Regions from separate parts of the Homo sapiens genome. Here region 2 is linked to region 1. Evidence: read pairs that join two places in POLR2A ChIA-PET (ENCODE). Cell type or tissue: IMR-90. All regions are shown on one strand. Each heading gives the region's core, and the rest is flanking DNA. Links, peaks and the distances in the headings are about the cores only.

Region 1 (4,399 bases), core at 176-4,175:
TTAACCATAAACATTTTGCAAACACCATATAAAACCAAATTTGAAGCCCTCAGTCCATCATCCTAATATTGGTACAGAAGACAATGAACTGATGTGACACTCATCTTCGTACCTAATAAAAGCCTGCCAGTTCTGCGCCTTCCCCAATGTTTCCAGCAGTCCCTCCTTTTATTCTTTGTTCACCACTGGGTATGCAGTCAGCATGTAATAAATAATAAAAACAACTTTTCTCTTTAGTGCTTGTTTCTTCTGCTTTCTAAATTCTTTCAGTTCTCTTAGACATAGTAGTTCCACATTCTTCAAATAGCACACTAAAGACTCAAACAAACCATCCCCTTCCCTGAGCATCTTAACATTCATAATCATAGCACTTAGCATTTAAATATATGCCTTTGACCCTGAGTAGTCTCATGTCACATGGTGGAGGTTATAAGCTTCTTTGTCAAGGGCTTATATGTGTCATTAATATGCCACCCTCAACCCCCATGTGCACCTAGCACAACCTTAAGTATGCAGTATAACACATACTTGTCAACTGATTGATCCTAACATACTAAAAAGTTCACTGCTATTTATGTTGATAACTTTTCTAAATCTTCTACAAATAACATTTGAAGAAGTAAGTTTCCAATGCCTAGTGAAAGAAAGCTGGCCTGGTAAATGATGTGTTACAGGGGAGGTGTTCTTGGTCTCTTTGCTGACCCAGAACTAACTTATCTCTTTACAGTCACTGGACAGGCACCAGCCTCCAAAGGAGCACAGGACTGATATCCTGTACCAAGGATGTAGATAGCACTGGATGCACTTACGAGCATGTGGTCTGGAATCAGGCAGAATGGGTTCGAAGCCTAGCTTTTCCACTTCCCAGCCATGGGACCTTAGGCATTTTACTTCTTTAAACCTTAGCTTCGGTGTCTTCAAAATGGGGATATTAATCTGCTGTACTTAGCTCATAATGTTGTGGAGAGGATTAAATGAGGCATGCAAAGTGTGTGACACAGGTACCGAGAGAGCTACAGAAGTGTTAGTGGTTATTCTCCAGGTGATGATACCAGTCACCCTCTGCGTACAGTCAGCCCCATGTGGGAGATGAAGAAAAGGGAGGTGTTAGTCCCTGGTTGTTTGTTCTTTTTCCCTGGCAGGTAAACGGGATTTCTTTTGCTTATTTTTTATTTCCCTCTGGCATATCTGAAAAGGAACAACCATACACAAATAAAACATGAAAATTCAACTCACAGGATGAAACCAGTTCTTGCCAGTTCCTGGGGCATTTTTTCACCTGCTGCTGATTTCTCTCTTCCTCAACTAAATTCATTTTAAGATAAATTCTATATTTTTCTTCTCTCTTTTAAAAAAATTACCATAAAATTTGGGAGAAATGCTCCAGTTTTATTCCTTTAGACTACTCTCCATAAACTTTTTAATTCAGCTAGTATATGTGTATTCAGTGTATTCAGTCAGATGAGTTAACCTTTTTAGACTATGAAAAGGTTCCAGCATTATCATCTCTGGGGGCATTCAGACATGAAAGTTATTTAGCACAATGTGCTATGCAAATCTAACAAGGGATAACAGCTTGAACTCCTGGAGCACTCAATTAACTGTAGCATCTGTTAAAAATGAAAAAAGACATCACAAAATTGAAGGTAACACCCCTATCTCCTAGGGAAAAAAAAAATGAGAGTTGCTCAACCTTTAGAGATTTATGTTGGGGTGTAACTTATAGCTCATGGGTTAAGAGTGACTTGTGTGGCCCCTTGGATAAGGAATTTAATCTCTGGGCTAACCACTCAGTTTCTTTGTCATTTGAGAGGAAAGAAAGAGAAAAGTCAATGGACCCTTGGAGAATAAAGATAGAAGATTAGACACCAAATGAAAAACTATGACCTTGTATTCAGCCCTCATCTCACGACTTTGAATCTTACCCCAAAATCACCTTTTGAATAACAGGGAAGGTAACTGGAGAGAGAGATAATATGAAAAGGACTGAGAAATGCTAACAAGGGTACATAATTTTCATCACTCCCAAATGACAAGCTCATGTGCCAGGACATGGGCTTTAATTCTACTTATACAAAAGCCTGAGTTCCAATACTTAATATCTTCCGATAATTACTTGGCCAGTAATCCACATCAAATCCCCACACTCCAATGATTCATTTTGAAAAGCTCCTAAACAAGCACCAACTCGGCAATCTTCCACCCTGATTCTCTTGGATGGCGAAAAGAAAATACTTCAGAGTTGCTCACCACTGGGCGGCACTTGGAGTGAGGTCATGTTTGGAAACAGGAGACGAACCAATAGCAAAGATTAATGGGGCTTTGGAAAAGCAAGTTTAAACAATATGTTCATGAATCGGGGGTAAATGTAAACCAATCAAAAAGGGAAAATATGTATCCATCTTTTACGCTTATATTTTTGGCCACCCTGTCGAACAGCTGCATCTTGCTGCCTTATTGGCTATCCCAGGCCAAGGATAGTTTACAAGCTGAAGTCACAGGCTCAGCTGGGGAACTGAGTTGCGGCGGGGGTGGGGGGGGGAATTAGGTCAAGGAGGATTCAGTGCTAAAGGAGGACTGTGATTTGCAATGGTTTTTTAAAATCCCATAACTGCTCTCTTACTAAACAGGTTTTTAGTGGTGTCATAACTGACATGGCCATTTTCCTAAGTTATTGCCTCATTGGAATTTCAGTAAATAGTGCTAGTCTTCCCCATGATCATGGCAAGAGAAAGGTAGGTAGAAAAAGACAAGCATCTCCAGAAGTGATAAGCAACCCAAATCTTATGATACAAGTGATTCATCCTAAGAGCCAGAGTCAAGATAAATGCTAAGAAAGCTGATCTGTGTTGCCACTTCTCACATACATCCGCAGACTAACATTCGAGGTTGAAAATCAACATAAATGTTCTTACTCACCTTCTTCTATTCAACAAGGCAGATATTTCAATTGCCTATAATTCCCCACTATGGAACTCATTACAACTAGTGCCATTTTGAATAAAGGAAAAGTTAATCTGTAAATTTTTTTATTTTTGATACAGGGAAAGTATGGTAATTTGTAATGTTTTATAGGGTTTCGTGCCTTGTATACTTAAAGAGGAAAAATCACAAAAAGCCCTATCTATTGTATGCTTAGTGTCTAGAAGAACTTTTGTCAAATCTCCAAGTCAGTATAAAAATAATTTTTTTTACCTTAACAACTGATAGTCTAAGACCAAGTCCAAAGCTGTGGGAAAGGACACAGAGGCAGATCATTTCTCCTAGTCCAAGCCATGTGTAAATAAAGGAGGCAATCACATTTGGGGAATCAATCAGGGTGCAACTTGATCTGCAATCTCATAACTGCCCCATAAGGCTGCATTATCAGTCACCAGAGAGTGGTCTATTCTCTGTTAAAGACAGATGCTAGAGAAGAAGCAAGACCCCATTGCAATCCACACTCCATGTCACAGACTGGAAAGATGGACACAAAGCAGGGATCAAAACCCAGCCAGATCATCTGAAGATATCCAAAGAGATTCCTACTGGACATCAACCTCTAGATCATAAGAGAGAAACCCCAGGTGTCCTGATGACCCAGGTAGAAAGGAAGGTGACCCTTTCACATTCTTGCGTAGAACAGAGTAACTTATTGTAGGGGTCTACGAGGCAAGCGTGTCATGAAATTCCACATCCCTCTGTCTAGCACTCTGCATTTCTAGGCACCTAGCTCCACCTAGGCCTAGGAGACACACTGAGAAACTTGTAAGGACACATTTGAGACTTCTAGGATTGGCTGCCATTGGGCAAACATCCCACGTAGATGTCTCTGGGACTGGAGGAAATGACTGGCTCAAGTCCAATCCAAGTTATGGCTCCAGCCAAAGATTCTGGGGTGAGAGATGGGCTGGAATGCCAGGGCAAACAGGAATACTTAGAAGGGAATGAGACAGAAAGCTGAATGTATCTGTCATGTCTGGCAGCATGACATGGAGTATGGCAGGCATGTGTAAGGAGCAGACTGAGGAAGGAGCAAGGGTGGAGCAGACACGAAGATGAGAGCAAGGCTGTCTCTAGGCTTTCTCTGATAAATCTGCAGCAGCAAGAGCCTATAAGTGTCAGGGCTAGTTCACGACCACAATCCAGATGGGCTCTGAAACAGGTTTGAGCTGGGGTGGTTAGTAAAGGGCAGTAAATTCAGCTGGAAATACAAAGAAAATGGAACAAATGTCCTCTTTTATTTTAAATCTAATGACATAAAGTTCAAAGACAAATTTATAAAATTGATCATTTATTTAGCACACTCCATACACCAGATATTCTGCTAAGCTCACAACTTCATTCGATTATCCAACCGTCTCACCAGACAGATATGAAGACATTTTACAGAGAAGATGCTTATAGGGAGAAGCTCAAA
Region 2 (4,399 bases), core at 146-4,145, 240 kb before region 1:
TTCATGATTTAACATCATAAAGTGCCATGGTAAAAAAAAAAAATTGCAGATTTAGTAATGAGCAGAGAAACAGCCTCTTGAGTGATGCTCTAATTCACGACATGCCACTGACAATTCACTGAGCTGTGTATGCATATCTTTTCATTTCTGCACCGAAGTTATGCTCAGGAGTCTAAAAGCTGTTTTAAAATGCCAGGCTTCGAGGTGCTGTTCTCCTAAGACATGGCAGACCTATAATTTCTTCACATATTTACATAAATGGCTCCTGTGAATGGGGGAAGTCTTTATGTGGCTAACATTATAAACTTCTATTATGAAACAACTCATTACCCATTATCAGCCCCTGTCACCCAGTCTATGTATAGAGAAGGAGAGGAGAGAGAAATGTCATTAAACAAAAATGAAATTGCTGAAAAAAATGGAGCAGGAGACATTTGCCTAACTCTATAAATCAAAGGTAGTGGAGTATAACTTTATCTCATTCATATTAGGTCATTAAGCCAGAAAAAGCTGAGGAGCGGTAAGAACCTTGGTACTTAAAATGCTATAACCATTTAGTGCTCTCTCTCTCTCTCTCTCGGAGCAGGCTTTGTGATTTCTCTCCCTCCCTCCCTCCATCTTTCTCTGTCTTCCTCTGTCCCTCATGTGAAAACTCTGTTATTCAAAGGACAAAAGGAAATCTGTTTGAGAAGAAAAATTATTTTTCTTTCTAATCCATTATTCTTTTACAGTTGCAAAAGCTATCATATGATCCTTGTATTACACAGTAGCAATGAGTAGTAATAAGCACTCTAACAGAGCCTGGGCAACATGGCGAAACTCTGTCTCTACCAAAAACACAAAAATTAGCTGGGTACGGTGGCACGTGCCCGTGGTCCGAGCTATGTGGGAGACTGAAGTGGGAGGACAGCTTGAGCCCGGGAGGTAGAGGCTGCAGTGAGCTGTGATTGTGCCACTGCACTCCAGCCTGGGCAACAGAGTGAGATCCTGTCTCAAACAAAACAAAATACAACAAAACCAACACTCTAATAGATATCTCATCAAGCAGTTTCTTTGATTATAAGTATCTTCTAGACTGGATAATTAGATTTTCTTTATTGAGAAGCTATTTCTATCCATCGCTGTACATCAAGGTGTATAAAAATGAATTGATTTGAACTGTGTTTGTAAACTGAGTTTATTTTAGGATTCTGAGAAATTAGATTTGAGAGGACGGCTTGCAGAACTCTTTCATCGAAGGACAAGGAATCTTGGAAAAAAGCACATTGTAAGAGGAGAGGCTGGGTCCATAAGGTGACCTCTAGGAAAATGGGCTAGAGCACCAGGGTGGAAATGATTTTCAGACAAGACGGTACTTGATTCTCAGGTTATCATTTTCCCAGCACCCATGGACTCACTTCCTGAGAGCAGCCTCCTCGAGTCCACAACTTAAACGGTGCTTTCTCTATTATTCTTCCACATAGCATCTGCAGTCTTCCTTCCTAGTAAAATACACATTTGTTGGTGTGTTTACAAGCTAATGGTTGTTTCTTCTACTTGACTATAGGCTCTGTTAAGTTCAGCCTAACGCTGTCTCCTTACATATTTTAGGTTCAACCTAAGGGTTTCTTTGTATGCCATGAACTATAACAAGTGGAGGTGTATACAGACTGTAGCCTGCACTTGTGCCAATCACTGAGCTTTGGCCAATCAAACGTAGCCAACTGTTCAAACCGTGTTCAAATAAGGCAAATGCCAAGCTGTAACCAATCCAGCTATTTCTGTACCTCAATTCTGTTCTCTATATGCCACTTTCCATTTTTTGTCCATAAATCTTCTTCCACACATGGCTGCGCTGGAGTCCCTGAGCCTACTCTGGCTGGGAAGGCCATCCAATTCGCGAATCGTTCATTGCTCAATTAAATCCCTTTCAATTTAATTCAGCTGAAGTTTTTATTTTATCAGTTCCAAGAGGCCAGGCACCATGTCTGTCTTGCTGTCTACTTTTTTCCTAATACCTCATTCATTTATCTGTTGACCAAATGAGCAGATGAATGCGTAAGTTCTAGGGAAAGGGAAGCTTCAATAAAAAGAATAAAGGACAAAAAATCAGGTACACTAAGAGCGAAAAAACAACTCTGTTAGTTTCAATGACATTAATAAAAGTAGGACATGGCACTTAGTGCAGATATATATACACTAGCCCCCACTGATTTCAGTTTAGCTTTTGGTGCTTTCTATTATTCATGGTCAAAACAGTCTAAAAATAATAAATGGAAAAATTCCAAAAATAAGCAACTCATAAATTTTAAACTGTGTGCTATTCTCCATCTTGCTTGGGATGTGAATCATCTTTTTTTCCAGCGTTTTCATGCTATACATGCCACCAGCCTATGAGTCACTTAGTAGCCATCTCAGTTATTAGATCAACCATTGTACTATCACACTGCTCGTGTTCAAGCAACCCTTATTTTATCTAATAATGGCCCCAAAGTGCAAGAGTTGTGATGCTAGCAATTCAGATATGCCAACGAGAAGCTGTAAAGCGCTTCCTTTAAGTGGAAAGGTGAAAGTTCTCAACTTAAGGAAAGAAACAAAATCAAATGCAGAGGTTGCTAAGATCTACAATAAGAACAAATCTTCTATCCAGGAAATTGTAAAGAAGGAAAAAGAAATTTGTACTAGTTTTGCTGATGTACCTCAAACTGCAAAAATTTATCACAGTGTATGATGAGTGCTTAGTTAAGATGCAAAAGGCATTAAATTTGTAGGTGGAAGCCATGAACACAAATGTGTTCCAATGGATGGCAGTTGGGTTCTGTCCTATCCAAGGTTTCAGGCATCCACTGGGGGGTCTTGGAATGTATCCTCTGCAGATAAGGGGTGACCACTATATCTTGGGCACTAAGCATCAGGAACATTTTCCCAGACATCAGATGCCACCACCAGCAGCAAAGATCCTGTTGCTGGAAAAGGGAAGGGGAGGAAGATATAGCCACACTTGGGCTGTTAATAGGAATAGGATAAAGCAATGAAGGAGACAGAGGAAAATAGCAGAGAAGATTGTTTTTAGAGTTCATATGAGATGTCCCAGGAAACTCTCAGAATCATTTGAAAAATTTTTGAGAAAAGCTAAAATTTAACACTTATAAATTTATTTTGAGATTTTACAATCAGCCTTAAAAACATTAACTAACTTATTGCTAAGAGAGAAAGGCAGCTTATAGATGAGCACATATACATTAATGCCTCCATGTGTATGTTCATGTTGGAAAGGACGTAAGTTTTTTTTCTTGTTTCCTTGAAAGAAAGGCTTCAGGACAGAAATTCCTTACAAATACTTATAGTATTAATAGTTATTTTTGAGAAGTGAGATTATAAGTGATTTTAAGATACATGTATATCTTTGTTTGTCTGTATTTTCTATTTTCCCTTCATTGCACAAGAAATCCTTGTAAACATTTCAAGAGTTTTAAAGATGTGCTTTCTTTTGAAAACTGATAAGAAAGGAAAAACAAATCATGCTTACTTCAGTGGGTTTACTTGAGGAATGGAGAAGAAAAAGTAGAAGACCACAGAATCACTTATAAAAGCAGGGATGTGATGGCCAAGCAAGACAACACCACAGCATAGTTCCTGCTTGCTGTGTTCTTTCCTGCAGGTGAGCAGTTCCACTCTAAGCTCGTCTATGAGATGTGAGGCCAGTCTAGATTTGGGTTTTTGGCTCTTGGTGTGGTCTCTGCTCCACTGCACAGAGACAATAAATAGAAATATCAACAATTCAGTGTGGAGCCATTGCCCCCATTTTTGCATTTTCTCTTTCCCTATAAGACCTTTCTATCATTGACTCCATTGAGGGCAATTTTGAGAGATATTGGGATCCCTGGCTTAGAACCTTTGACAGTGTGCCCTGATAGACTCTCTTTGGTCAGAATTTTTTTGCGAGTTTCATAGAATCGTCTCATTTATATGCACTTAAACACCTAAAAACATTCAAGAGAAAAATAATAATAATAATTTAAAAACCACACCAAAACACCTCAAATATTGTTGCATGTCGCCATTCACCCTCGTCCTGATACTATTTTGTCAGATTTGTCTGCCTTGGTTGCTGCCTTCCTCTCTCATGTCTCCTATTTAGGCAGAAAAAAAAGGGTTTCTGGGGAAATAAAAGTAAATATGGTAAATGGAAAATGGAATTGGATAATGAATGATAATATGTAGCCTTCTAACTAGGTCAGGTGAGAACGGTTCCTTTAAAACACCATCTTCCCCTGGGCAATGTGGGACCTGCAGGCACCTCTTTGCCTTTGCTTACAGCAGCCCTTCTGCCAGTAATGTGCTTCTGCAGTTGGCCTGGTTGCTCTTTCTCATCTATCCAAAGAGTGATAGACATCTGCCAGCTTTTGATTATGCCCTG

What was found. ChIA-PET counts read pairs that join two places held together with the same protein. Peaks named below come from ENCODE experiments on the same cell type or tissue, not always from the same donor. Only the 100,000 strongest peaks of a DNase experiment are listed, where the experiment ranks them.
Region 2: POLR2A ChIA-PET joins it to region 1 with 5 read pairs; 2 of 35 experiments call an interaction of 5 or more read pairs at or near these places.

Annotation. Positions count from the first base shown.
Region 1 is chr12:75,818,696-75,823,094 of GRCh38, forward strand. The region is part of intron 1 of LOC105369844 (a long non-coding RNA gene); the gene reads right to left. Among named protein-coding and RNA genes, the nearest start is that of PHLDA1-AS1, 210 kb to the right of the region's middle. In IMR-90, for the core only: a CTCF peak has its summit at 2,266; a DNase peak (open chromatin) is centred at 2,376; H3K4me3 peaks cover 324 bases; H3K27ac peaks cover 3,383 bases.
Region 2 is chr12:75,583,173-75,587,571 of GRCh38, forward strand. All of the region lies in intron 9 of LOC105369844 (a long non-coding RNA gene), which reads right to left. Among named protein-coding and RNA genes, the nearest start is that of KRR1, 74 kb to the left of the region's middle. In IMR-90, for the core only: no CTCF peak of the experiment used is centred there; a DNase peak (open chromatin) is centred at 2,349; H3K27ac peaks cover 1,508 bases.